Linked DNA regions of Homo sapiens: region 2 is linked to region 1. Evidence: read pairs that join two places in POLR2A ChIA-PET (ENCODE). Cell type or tissue: endothelial cell of umbilical vein. All regions are shown on one strand. Each heading gives the region's core, and the rest is flanking DNA. Links, peaks and the distances in the headings are about the cores only.

Region 1 (6,410 bases), core at 1,704-4,203:
TAATGATTGATAAGGTCACATGAGTCACGTTTCCACCGGACAGGGGGCCCCTCCCTGTTTGGCAGCCCTGGTGGAGAGAGAGAGGAGACAGCTTATGCCATTATTTCTGCATTTCAGAGACTTTTAGTACTTTTACTAATTCTGCTACTGCTATCTAGAGGGCGGAGCCAGGTGTACAGAGTGGAACATGAAAGTGAAACAGGAGCGTGACCGCTGAAGCACAGCATCACAGGGAGCCGGTTAGGCCTCCGGATAACTGCGGGCGGGCCTGACTGATGTCAGGCCTTCCACAAGAGACGGTGGAGCAGAGTCTTCTCTAACTCCCCCGGGGAAAGAGAGACTCCCTTTCCTGGCCCACTAAGTAACGGGTGCCTTTTCTAGGCACTGACGCTACCGCTAGACCAAGGTCCGCTAAGTAACAGGTGCCTTCCCAGACGCCGGCATTACCGCTAGACCAGGGAGCCCTCTAGTGGCCATGTCTGGGTGTGACAGAAGGCTCGCACTCTCGTCTTCTAGTCACTTCTCACCGTGCCCCTTCAGCTCCTATCTCTGTATGGCCTGGTTTTTCCTAGGTTATGATTGTAGAGCGAGGATTATTATAACATTGGAATAAAGGGTAATTGCTACAAACTAATGATTAATGATATTCATATATAATCATATCTATGATCTAGATCTAGTATAACTATTCTTATTTTCTATATTTTCTTTATTATACTGGAACAGCTCGTGCCCTCGGTCTCTCGCCTCGGCACCTGGGTGGCTTTCCGCCCCACAACTCAGGTGTTGCAGATAAATTCATTGGTGGTAAAATAAAACGTTTGTATAGGGTTTTGGAATTCAAATCTTTAAAATCACTTCTCTGAATTTCCATTAGATGATTATTGCTACCAATAAAATTTTAGTAGGTAAACACAACCACCTTCTAAGAACTTAGAACTCTCAGACTGGGCACGATGGCTCACGTCTGTAATCCCAGAACTTTGGGAGGCCAAGGCAGGCAGATCACCTGAGGTCGGGAGTTCAAGACCAGCCTGAGCAACATGGAGAAACCCTGTCTCTACTAAAAATACAAAATTAGCCAGGTGTGGTGGCGCATGCCTGTAATCCCAGCTACTCAGGAGGCTGAGACGGGAGAATTGCTTGAACCTGAGATCGCGCCATTGCACTCCAGCTTGGCAACAAGAGAGAAACTCCGTCTAAAAAAAACAAAAAAGAACTTAGAACTCTCCAATATTAAATGGCCAGTTCCCTCAGAATAAAAACAAACCAAAATATTGCAACCAAAGTGAACTTTGAATAATTAATTCAATTGTTACACTTTCTTCTTAAGTTGTGAAGAACTTCAAAATGACGTGACTATATAACAATAGTGAGATGCAAACAAAGAACAAAAACTACCACAAAAGAAATTGTGAATTTCATTCAGCAGCTTTACTGTTAGTCTTAATATGGTGCTTATTAGGAGTTGGTTTTGCATTGCTCAGTAGCAGAGATATAATTACAGCTTGTTTTATGTGGTAATATAATATAAAAGTATACCCTCTCTAGCCTTGTCTACTGACAGAATTACGTGCAATGTCACAGCAAGAGCCTGATGTATCTGCCCAGAATTCTTGTTTTGATCTGTAAATCTCTAATAGTAATTGTGAAGAGCTCAACTCAGTATGGAAACTGATCTGGTCACGCATTTTTTTTCAGCATCTTAAATAAACAGCACAGAGTCTGAGGCCACACTATGCTGGACACACTGTAATCGCACAAACAAAATTGTAGGGCTTTGTTCCAAGATGGTGTTAAGACTTGATCTATGGATAAGATCAACTTGTGGGTGATTCAGAGGTGCACCCACTAGTTCCCTGCAACCAGAAATGGTAAACCTACTTGTCTGTTTAAAGATGCTTGAAACAATATTGCAGAGAGAGGATGGTGAGACAGTGGAGTGCTGTATGATGGTGAGTGTTAAACACAATTTGATTTATTAAAATTAAGTTGCATTCCTTGGATACAAATAGTTCGTTTTAAAAAATAGGCAGAGTATTACACTATTTTTTTTATTTATTTTTTGTTCTGAAGACAGAGTCTCACTCTGTCACCCAGGCTGGAGTGCAGTGGCAAGATCTCAGCTCACTGCAACCTCCGCCTCCTGGGTTCAAGCAATTCTCCTATCTCAGCCTCTGGAGTAGCTGGAATTACAGGCGTGCACCACCATGCCCGGCTAATTTTTGTATTTTTAGTAGAGATGGGGTTTCGCCATGCTGACCAGGCAAGTCTGGAACTCCCGGGCTCAGGCTATCCACCTGCCTCAGCCTCCCAACATGCTGAGATTACAGGCCTGAGCCACCGTGCCCGGTCACCCCATTTTAATATATTTAATAAAACCAAATAGTCAAAAAGTTAAGATGGATTATTTATGGGTGTTTGGATTTTGAGCAATTTGTAATTCACTAATTTTCTTTTCTGTTATCCAAAGTGTCTACAATGCTATTAATAATATCTATTTTTACCACTATATAAAAATTAATCTTCAAAAATTACAATAAGATATCACTTTACACGTACTAGAATGGCCATTTTTAAAAGGCCCATAATAACAATTATAGGTGAGGATATGGAGAAGCTGGCCCCCTCCTACACTGCTGGTGGGAATGGAAATTGGCGCTTTGGAAAACAGTCTGGCAGTTCCTTGAAGGGTAAACATAGAGTTACCATATGACCCAGCAACTCCACTCCTAAGTATGCACCCAAGAGAAGGAAATAATCTGTCCACATGGAAATTCGTACCTGAATATTCACAGTATCATTTTTCATAACAGCCCCAAAGTGGAACTCACCCAAATGTCTATCGTCTGCTGAATGGACAGAGAATACGTGGTGTCTCCATACGGTGGAATATTATTCAGCCATGAAAGCAAAGGAGGTGCTGTTATGTGGTATAAAATGGATAGACCTTGAAAACATTATGCAAAGTGAAAGGATCCATCACAAAGGACAATATATTGTTTGATGCCTGTCTTAGTCACTTTGGGCTTCTTTAACAAAAGTATCATAGACCATGTAGCTTAAACAACAGAATTTATTGTCATAGTTCTGGAGGCTGGGAAGTCCAAGATCAAGGCACTGGTACATTCAGTGCCTGGAGAGGACCTGCTTCCTTGTTCATAGACGGCTGACTTCTTGCTGCATTCTCCCACAGTAGAAAGCGGGAGCGAGGTCTCTGGGGTCTCTTTTCTAAGGGCGTTGAGACCATTCATGAGGATTCCACCCTCATGACCTCATCACCTCCCGAAGGCCCCATCTCCTCCTATCATCATATTTGGAGTTAGGATTTCAACACGTGAACCTGAGGGTGGACACATACATTCAGTCCATAACAACTCCTATTAAATCAAACGTCAGAATGAGTAAACCTATGGAGACAGAAGGTGGATGCGTGGGTGCCTGTGGCTGGGTGTGCGTGCCTGTGGGGAACGGGGAGTGCCACTTAATGAGTTTCTTTTTGAGGTGATGACGCTGTCCTAAAACTGAGTGTGGTGGTGGTTGTACAACTTCATAACTATACTATATATACAACATTGAATTGTATAGTTTAAGTGGGTGAATTGTGTGGTTTGTGAACTATATATCCATAAAGCCATTATTTTAAAAATCTAATCTTTAAAAAATGTCATAGCAGAGCCGGTGAAGGTAATGGATTAGACAACGGTCCCTAAACCCAAGTATTTTAAAGAAATCAAGGTGACAATTTAGGCAAGAAAAATGATTAGAGTTGTACGAGAGAAGAATGGAAGGCAAGGAAAATAATCACCATTTCACTTCCAAAAGTCCTTTTCGGAAGATAGCCTTTTAATTAATTTTAACACAAAGTGTACAAAATATATTAGTTTACTAACTCTAGTTTTGTCTTATATTGACAAACTCTTTAATATCTAGATACTAGATATTATAAAATTAGGACCCATTTGTCCAGTACCTACACAACATATACAGTGTAGCAAAGTTAAATGAAATGCAGGCTGGGCACGGTGGCTCATGCCTATAATCCCAATACTTTGGGAGGCTGAGGCTGGCGGATAACCTGAGGTTGGGAGTACGAGACCAGCCTGACCAATATGGAGAAACCCCGTCTCTACTAAAAATACAAAATTAGCCGGGCGTGGTGGCCCATGCCTGTAATCCCAGCTACTTGGAAAGCTGAGGCACGAGAATTGGTTGAACCCAGGTAGCGGAGGTTGCAGTGAGCCGAGATCGTGCCTCTGCACTCCAGCCTGGAAGACAGAGTGAGACTCTGTCTCAAAAAAAAAAAAAAAAAAAAGTAAATTTCCATTAACTGGCAAGTAATGGATCCAGGTCTACAATGCTCTATCTCCTAATGTCATCTCCAGATTAATTTTTTAAATCACCCAGGGCAGCAATCTGCAATGTCCTCTGGATCTGTGTAAACTCTTGTGTGGCAAATGACTGAAAGTTCAACTTCAATGCAGTAAAAATATAAAGAGAGTGTCCTGGCTCCGTTGAATGCAAGGACAGAAGGTAGGACTGACCCTAGGGAGGCTGATCCATGAGCTCCAAAAACACCACAGGGAAGGAACGTTTCTCCAGGTGTCCACCTTGCCTTCCATGGTGTTGGCTCCACACAATATTCACATGAAGCTTCACATCTCACAAGAGACAAAAGGGAGAAGAGCAAGGGCAGCCTCTGATCCCTCCCAATGAGGAGAAGTCTCCTCGGGATGTCACAATGTCTCGCAAGCCCATTTCCCAGCCAGCTTATGTTTCCAGGAAGTCAGGGAACAGATTAAATTTTCAAAATCATGCCTAGAGGAGGGTCAAGATGCCTGACTGGACACAGCCCAGAAGCACCACTCCCACCAAGAGAAACCAAGATATTGGATAAACCAACAGACTTAGAGAAGATCTTCGTAGGAAAAACACCAAGAGTTGATACAGAGGCATGCAGACAACAGGGCTGAAGAGCTAGGAACCTGGGAATGTGGTGTGGGGTAGCTGAACGCTAGGGCCAGTTCCCAGCACTGAAAGGCTCCTAGGGGAGGGGTTAGTGAAGGGACAGAGGGATGACAGGCTGTCACCACAGACCGCTGATGTCCCAGCTATGGGAGACTGCCCACCTCCCATAGACATTTTTTTTTCTTTTGAGATGGAGTTTCGCTCTTGTTGCCCAGGCTGGAATGCAATGGCATGATCTCAGCTCACTGCAACCTCTGCCTCTCAGGTTCTAATGATTCTCTTGCCTCAGTCTCCTGAGTAGCTGGGATTACAGGTGCCCACCGCCACGCTCAGCTAATTTTTGTATTTTTAGTAGAGATGGGGGTTTCACCATGTTGGCCAGGCTGGTCTTGAACTCCTGTCCTCATGACCCACTCGCCTCAACCTCCAAAAGTGCTGGGGTTACAGGCATGAGCCACCGCGCCCGGCCTCCGTAGACATTTTGTCAGAGGCATTTGAACCAGAGCAACTCCATCTTGAGTAGGAGGTGGAGAAAATGAGGCTGAGACCTACCGGGCTGCATTCCCAAATGATGAAGGCATTCTAAGTCACAGGATGAGATAGGAGGTCGGCACAAGATACAGGTCATAAAGACCTTGCTGATAAAACAGGTTGCAGTAAAGGAGCCGGCCAAAACCCACCAAAACCAGGATGGCGACGAGAGTGACCTCTGGTGGTCCTCATTGCTACACTCCCACCAGCTCCATCACAGTTTACAGATGCCATGGCAACGTCAGGAAGTTACCCTATGTGGACCAAAAAGGGAAGGCATGAATAATCCACCCCTTGGTTACCATATCATGAAGAAATAACCATAAAAACAGGCAACCAAGGCCGGGCACAGTGGCTCACGCTGGTAATCCCAGCACTTTGGGACGCTGAGGCGGGCAGATCACCTGAGGTCAGGAGTTCGAGATCACCCTGGCCAGTATGGTGAAACCACGTCTCTACTGAAAATACAAAAAAAATTAGCAGGGCCTGGTGGTGGGCACCTGTAATCCCAGCTACTCGGGAGGCTGAGGCAGGAGAATGGTGTGAACCCAGGAGGCGGAGGTTGCAGTTTGCCGAGATCACGCCATTGCACTCCAACCTAGGCAACAGGAGCGAAACTCCGTCTCAAAAAAGAAAGAAAGAAAGAAAGAAAAACATGTTAAATGACAACACAAGGATCTAATTGGCAAAACTGAAACCAAAGAAAATTTTACAGAAAAAATGACCTACTTTCTACAACAATAGCAATGTTTGAATGGGGGGATGGAATTAAATAAGTGGCAACTTAGATTAACAAAGAATTAACACACACACACAAAAACCTATTATAGTGGATGATTTGTATCTCTATGCAAAGCAATAAAGTAAAAATAAGAACCAGGGAAATGACAACATTAACGGGATATTTTATG
Region 2 (6,410 bases), core at 1,918-4,417, 900 kb after region 1:
GGAGCTCCCGCCCTTCAGTGACGGCCTCTCAAGCGGATCCAGGCTTTCTAGTTTTTTTTTTTTTTTTTTTTTTTTTGAGACGGTGTCTCGCTCTGTCCCCCAGGCTGGAGTGCAGTGGCGCGATCTCGGCTCACTGCAAGCTCCGCCTCCCGGGTTCACGCCGTTTTCCTGCCTCAGCCTCCCGAGTAGCTGGGACTACAGGCGCCCGCCACCACGCCCGGCTAATTTTTTGTATTTTAGTAGAGACGGGGTTTCACCGTGTTGGCCAGGATGATCTCGATCTCCTGACCTTGTGATCCGCCCGCCTCAGCCCCTCAAAGTACTGGGATTACAGGCGTGAGCCATCGCGCTGGGCCAATTTTTTGTATTTTTTTTTTAGTAGAGACGGGGTTGCACCGTGTTAGCCAGATGGTCTCGATCTCCTGACCTCATGATCCGCCGGCCTCGGCCTCCCAAAGCGCTAGGATTACAGGTGTGAGCCACCGCACCTGGCCCAGGCTTTCTAGTTTTTTGTTTTTTGTTTTTTTGAGACAGAGTCTGGCTCTGTCGCCCAGGCTGGAGTGCAGTGTTGCGATATCAGCTCACTGCAACATCCACCTCCTGGGTTCAAGCAGTTCTCATGCCTCAGCCTCCCTAGTAGCTGGGATTACAGGTGCCTACCACCATGCCCAGCTAATTTTTTGTATTTTAGTAGAGACGGGATTTCACCCTGTTGCCCAGGTTGGTCTTGAACTCTTGATCTCAGGCAATGCACCTGCCTTGGCTTTCCAAAGTACTGGGATTACAGGTGTGAGCCACCGCGCCCAGCCCTCTAGTTGTTTTTCAAGACAGTTTTTGGGGTGCGGGAAGTATCCACATTCCTACTTCAGTGTGTATTTTGTTATGACTATATATTAGTGCAGTATGGCTTGTAAATGATGGATAAATAAACAGATATGCGCTTGTTGGACGTGAGTGCTCAAAACCTTTTTACTGATAGGTCAGTGTGGTCAAGACAATTTAGGAAACTCTGGTCTGGCCTGAGGAGGAAGAAACGCAGAAGATAATTATAGTAAGGCAAGGGGTTGCAGCTCCCAAAGACGAGCCACTGGGCTCTGTGAGAGCTGGGAGGAGGTGTTTGCTTAAGACTGGGAGGGGACACAAAATGTCACTAATGGTTTCTGGAGGGAGGAAGAGTGGCTAGTGAGGTGACATTTGAAAGTGAGCTGGAGAGAGGCCCATGGAAAGCGATTTGGGGCCGGGCATTGTGGCTCACGCCTGTCATCCCAACAATCTGGGAGGCCGAGGCGGGTGGATCACCTAAGTCAGGAGTTCGAGACCAGCTTGGCTAACATGGTGCAACCCTATCTCTACTAAAAATACAAAAATTAACTGGGCGTATTGGCGCATGCCTGTAATCCCAGCTACTCAGGAGGCAGGAGAATCACTTAAACCTGGGAGACGGAGGCTACTATGAGCAGAGATCACGTCACTGCACTCCAGCCTGGGTGACAGAGCAAGACTCCATCTCAAAAAAAAAAAAAAAAAGAAAGAAAGAAAGAAAAAAGTGATTTGAACAGCATGTGCAAAGTCCTTGCTAAGGACCATATGGTTTGGCTTGAATATGAATCAAAGTTCAGGGTGCAGGGAGCACTGTCATGAGAGAAGAGGCTGCAGAGGAGGGCAGGGCCAGAGCTTGCAGGGTGTCAGAGGCCACCCTAAGGGGCTGGGATCTTGTCCTTGGGAGCTGGGGCATCACCGCAGCAGTGGGGTTGGCTCTGGGTGTGGAAAAACTTTCTGGGGCTGGGAGAGGATGAACAGGAGCTCGGGAGGAGGCTGTAGAGAGCGTCTGAGCGGGAGGGGTAGTGGCCTGAGCCAGGTCAGGGCTTTCGGGACACAGAGAGGAGGGCATGGGGCAAAGACTCAGGGGGCAGGAAGGCAGAGCTTGGGGCTTGATGAGGGTGATGAGGGAGAGAGGGGGTGCCGCCATCGGTGGATGGCTCCGGGACGTATGCTCTGCTGACTGGGACACAGTGGGGCTGTCCCTGAGATGGAGAGCTCAGGAGGGCAAGCAGGTTTGGGAAATGTCGCTGAGTGCAATGTGGGAATCTGTGCATATGAGCGGCCTAGGGGGACCGAGGGGCATGTGGGGACTGAGATTGGGAAAGGTCTGGACTAATGTCCAGAATCTGAGAGGTCCGAGTTGTAGCTGGTAATTGAAACTGGAAGTAGGTAAGACGTCACAGGGAAAACAACGTGTAAAGTCAGGGGAGTTGCAAACTGGCAATTCTATAGCCAATTGTGTGCGTGTGTTTGTGTGTGTGTGTGTTTAGAAGAGCATTTAAAAATATCTGTCTTCTGTCTCTCTCTCTTTTTTTTTTTTTTTTTTTTTTGAGACAGGGTCTTGCTCTGTTGTCCAGGCTGGAGTGGCACGATCATGGTTCACTGCAGCCTTGACCTGCTGGGCTCAAGCGATCCTCCCACATGAGCCTCCGGAGTAGCTGGGACCACAGGCATGCACCACCATGCCTGGCTAATTTTAAAATTTTTTGTAGAAACCGGGTCTCCCTTTGATACCAGACCAGGCTGGTATCCAACTCCTGGACTCAAGTGAGCCTCCCACCTCACTCTGCCTGCCAAAGTGCTGGAATTACAGGCGAGAGCCACCATACCCGGCTACCTCTTTTTTTTTTTTGAGACGGAGTCTCGCTCTATCACCCAGGCTGGAGTGCAGTAGTGCGATCTCGGCTCACTTCAACCTCTGCCTCCTGGGTTCAAGCGATTCTCCTGCCTCAGCCCCCCGAGTAGCTGGGATTACAGGCACCCACCATCACGCCTGGCTAATTTTTGTACTTTTAGTAGAGACAAGGTTTCACCATGTTGGCCAGGCTGATCTCGAACTCCTGACCTCAAGTGATCTGCCCACCTGGGCCTCCCAACGTGCTGGGATTACAGGTGTGAGCCACTGCTCCTGGCCCTGGCTACTTCTTTCTGTTGAGTTACTTGACTGGCCTCTGCACACATTGGGTTTGAGAATCATGTAGGGAAGGCTTGCACTGGGAACACCTACACTCAAGGGAGGTGAAAAGCAAGAGAAAGCCACAAACAAGTCAGGCATGAAGCAGCCGGGGCGGGGAGGAAGGCCAGAGGGGCAGGGGTATCCTGCCAAGGAGAGGGTTTCCAGAATGAGAGCCTTTCAGCTGTAGCCAGGGCCACTTGTGATACAGTCAGATGAAACCTGAATAAGGGCCGTTGTATATGGAGCCAGGCAGGAAATTGATGATTTTTATCAAGAACAATTTCAGGCCAGGCACAGTGACTCACAGCTGTAATCCCAGCAGTTTGAGAGGCCGAGGTGGGCTGATCACTTGAGGTCAGGAGTTTGAGACCAGCCTGGCCAATGTGGTAAAACCCCATCTCTACTAAAAATACAAAAACTAGCCAGGTACTGTGGCACATGCCTGTAATCCCAGCTACTCAGGATGCTGAGGCACGAGAGTCGCTTGAGCCCAGGTGGCAGAGGTTGCAGTGAGCTGAGATCGTACCACTGCATTCTAGCCTGGGAGACAGAGCGAGACTCCATCTCAAAACAAAACAAAACAAACAAACAAACAAAAAAACAATTTATTTCAGTTTCTGTGGCTCCACCGAGGAAAGAGTGTAGGAGGCAAGCTGTGCAGAAGGAATGGCTCCTAGCACTGAATGTCAGAATTTTCCACGATTTTGGAAACGTTCTATGTCTACATCCAATATGGCAGTCCTGGCCACAGGGGGCTACTGGGCACTTGGAATATGGCCATTGTACCTGAGAAACTGAATTTTTTTTTGAGGTGGAGTCTCGCTCTGTCGCCCAGGCTGGAGTGCAGTGGTGCAATCTTGGCTCACTGCAACCTCCGCCTCCCGGGTTCATGCCATTCTCCTGCCTCAGCCTCCCGAGTAGCTGGGACTACAGGCACCCGCCACCATGCCAAGCTGATTTTTGTATTTTTAGTAGAAACAGGGTTTCACCATGTTGGCCAGGCTGGTCTCAAAGTCCTGACCTCAGGTGATCCGCCCACCTTGGCCTCCCTAAGTTCTGGGATTACAGGCATGAACCACTGCACTTGACCTGAATTTTTTATTTGATTTAATTTTAACTTATTAGAACAGAAAGAGCTCCATGGCTACAAAGAACCCATGCAGCTATCACATTGGACAGTACAAGCTCCAGACTATTCCGTGAAGAGCTTTTATTTTATTATTATTATTTTTTTTTTTTTTTGAGGCAGAGTCTCATTCTGTTGCCCAGGCTGGAGTGCAGTGGCACAATCTCTGCTCATCACAACCTCCGTCTCCCAGGTTCAAGTGATTCTCCTGCCTCAGCCTCCTGAGTAGCTGGGACTACAGGCGCGTACCACCATGCCCGGCTAATTTTTGTATTTTTAGTAGAGATAAGGTTTCACTATGTTGGCCAGGCTGGTCTCGAACTCCTGACCTCATGATCCGCCCGCCTTGGCCTCCCAAAGTGCTGGGATTACAGTCATGAGCCACCATGCCCGGCCTTATTTCTTATTTTTAGTGACATGGTCTTGCTCTGTTGCCTAGCCTGAACTGCAGTGGTGTGATCATGGCTTATTGCAGCCTTGAACTCCTGAGCTCAAGTGATCCTCCTGCTACAGCCTCCTGAGTAGCTGGAACCACAGGCGTGCACCACCACACCTGGCTAATTAAAACAATTTTTTTTGTAGGGATGGGGTCTCGCTCTATTGCCCAGGCTGTTCTCAAACTCCTGGGCTCAAGCAGTCCTTCTGCCTTGACCTCCCAAAGTGCTTGGATTGTGCCCAGCCGTCCTTGAAGTTTTGCTCAGAAGAGCAAACTTTCTGGGAAGTAGCTGCAGGTGTTGGAAGTAGCTGCAGGGGAACTAGGGGATTCAAGGATGGAGCTGAAATGGGTGAACGGACAAAGTCGGTAAACTGAGGCATGCCAGGGCCCTGGAGGTAGACTCAGGAATGAAGAAGACACTTTATTGTAGTTCTCACTGTGCCAGGACCTGGCCTAAGTGTGTTTGGTTCATCCCATGTGTGGATCAGTTAGCCGTTCTTTTAGTGTCTTTACGGCTTTTGCCAAATCCTTGTAGCACCTCTGCTATCCCTTCTGTAAAATTGCTCTTAAATCTGCTCACTAGGTTTGTGTAAATACAGGTCTCCCCTGATATCTGAACTCCTGGAATCTGGAACAAAGAATTTAGATACATTTTTCTCCTTCTTTCTTCCTTTCTCTTTCTTTTCTTTTCTTTTCTCTCTCTCTTTCTTTCTTTCTCTCTTTCTCTTTCTTTCTCTCTCTTTCCCTCCCTCCCTCCCTCCCTTCCTTCCTTCCTTCCTTTCCTTCCTCCCTCTCTGTCTCTCTCCCTCCCTCCTTCCTTTCTTTCCTTAGTTTTTTTTTTTTTTTTTTTTTTTTTTTTTTTTTTGAGATGGAGTTTCGCTCTTGTCTCCCAGGCTGGAGTACAATAGTGTGATGGCTCACTGCAACTTCTGCCTCCTGGGTTCAACCAATTCTCCTGCCTCAGCCTTCTGAGTAGCTGGGATTACAGGCACCCGCCACCACGACCAGCTAATTTTTGTATTTTTTTTAGTACAGACAGTGTTTCACCATGTTGGCCAGTCTGGTCTCAAACTCTTGACCTCAGATGATCCACCCGCCTCAGCCTCCCAAAGTGCTGGGATTACAGGCATGAGCCACTGCGCCCGGCCTCTTGCTTGCTTGCTTGCTTGCTTGCTTGCTTGCTTGCTTGCTTTTCTTTCCTTCTTTTCTTTTTTTTGAACAGGGTCTCACTCTGTTGCCCAGGTTGGAGTGCAGTGGCGTGGTCACAGCTCTCTGCATCACTGCAGCCTTGATCTCCCAGGCTGAAGTGATCCTCCTGCCTCAGCCTCCTAAGCACATGCTGCCACACCTGGCTAATTTTATTTTATTTTATTTTATTTATTTATTTATTTTTAGAGACAGGGTCTGACTATATTGCACAGCTGGTCTCGAACTCCTGGGTTCAGGTGATCCTCTGGCCCCAGCCTCCCAAAGTGCTAGGATTACAGGCATGAGCCATCATACCCGACCCTACATTTTCAAATGAATTTCTCATTCTCCAAACCCCTGTTACTTACTCAGGTGCCAATCACCTTTAGAAAGCAAGAGAGACTTGTGCATTTCTTTAGGTGGGGGAAAGTTTTATATGTGGAAACTTTCCAAATGGAAACCTGTTCCATTTGGCACAGAGAGGAAGAAACAAGCCACACAGAAGCCAAAGACAATGAAAAGCAAACAAAGGTGTTTCCCTACTCGCTAGATGGCTGTTGCCAGCTCCATTTTTTGAGCCCGAGGCCTGCTTTTCTTGTTCAAAAGAGTAGCAAAGGGTTAGGCATTCAAAAATATTCTAGCACCCGGCTGAGCCTCTCTCC

The links. Peaks named below come from ENCODE experiments on the same cell type or tissue, not always from the same donor. Only the 100,000 strongest peaks of a DNase experiment are listed, where the experiment ranks them.
Region 2: POLR2A ChIA-PET joins it to region 1 with 6 read pairs; 2 of 35 experiments call an interaction of 5 or more read pairs at or near these places.

The regions. Positions count from the first base shown.
Region 1 is chr19:48,259,842-48,266,251 of GRCh38, forward strand. ZNF114-AS1 (ZNF114 antisense RNA 1) reads right to left here. Exons shown (of 3, transcript XR_936008.4): 3 at 3,059-3,343. Among named protein-coding and RNA genes, the nearest start is that of ZNF114, 7.0 kb to the right of the region's middle. RefSeq lists an enhancer at 94-293 and a silencer at 266-446. In endothelial cell of umbilical vein, for the core only: no CTCF peak of the experiment used is centred there; no DNase peak of the experiment used is centred there.
Region 2 is chr19:49,158,974-49,165,383 of GRCh38, forward strand. The region is part of intron 2 of TRPM4 (transient receptor potential cation channel subfamily M member 4); the gene reads left to right. Among named protein-coding and RNA genes, the nearest start is that of TRPM4, 4.4 kb to the left of the region's middle. RefSeq lists a silencer at 1-44 and an enhancer at 6,354-6,410. In endothelial cell of umbilical vein, for the core only: no CTCF peak of the experiment used is centred there; a DNase peak (open chromatin) is centred at 3,188.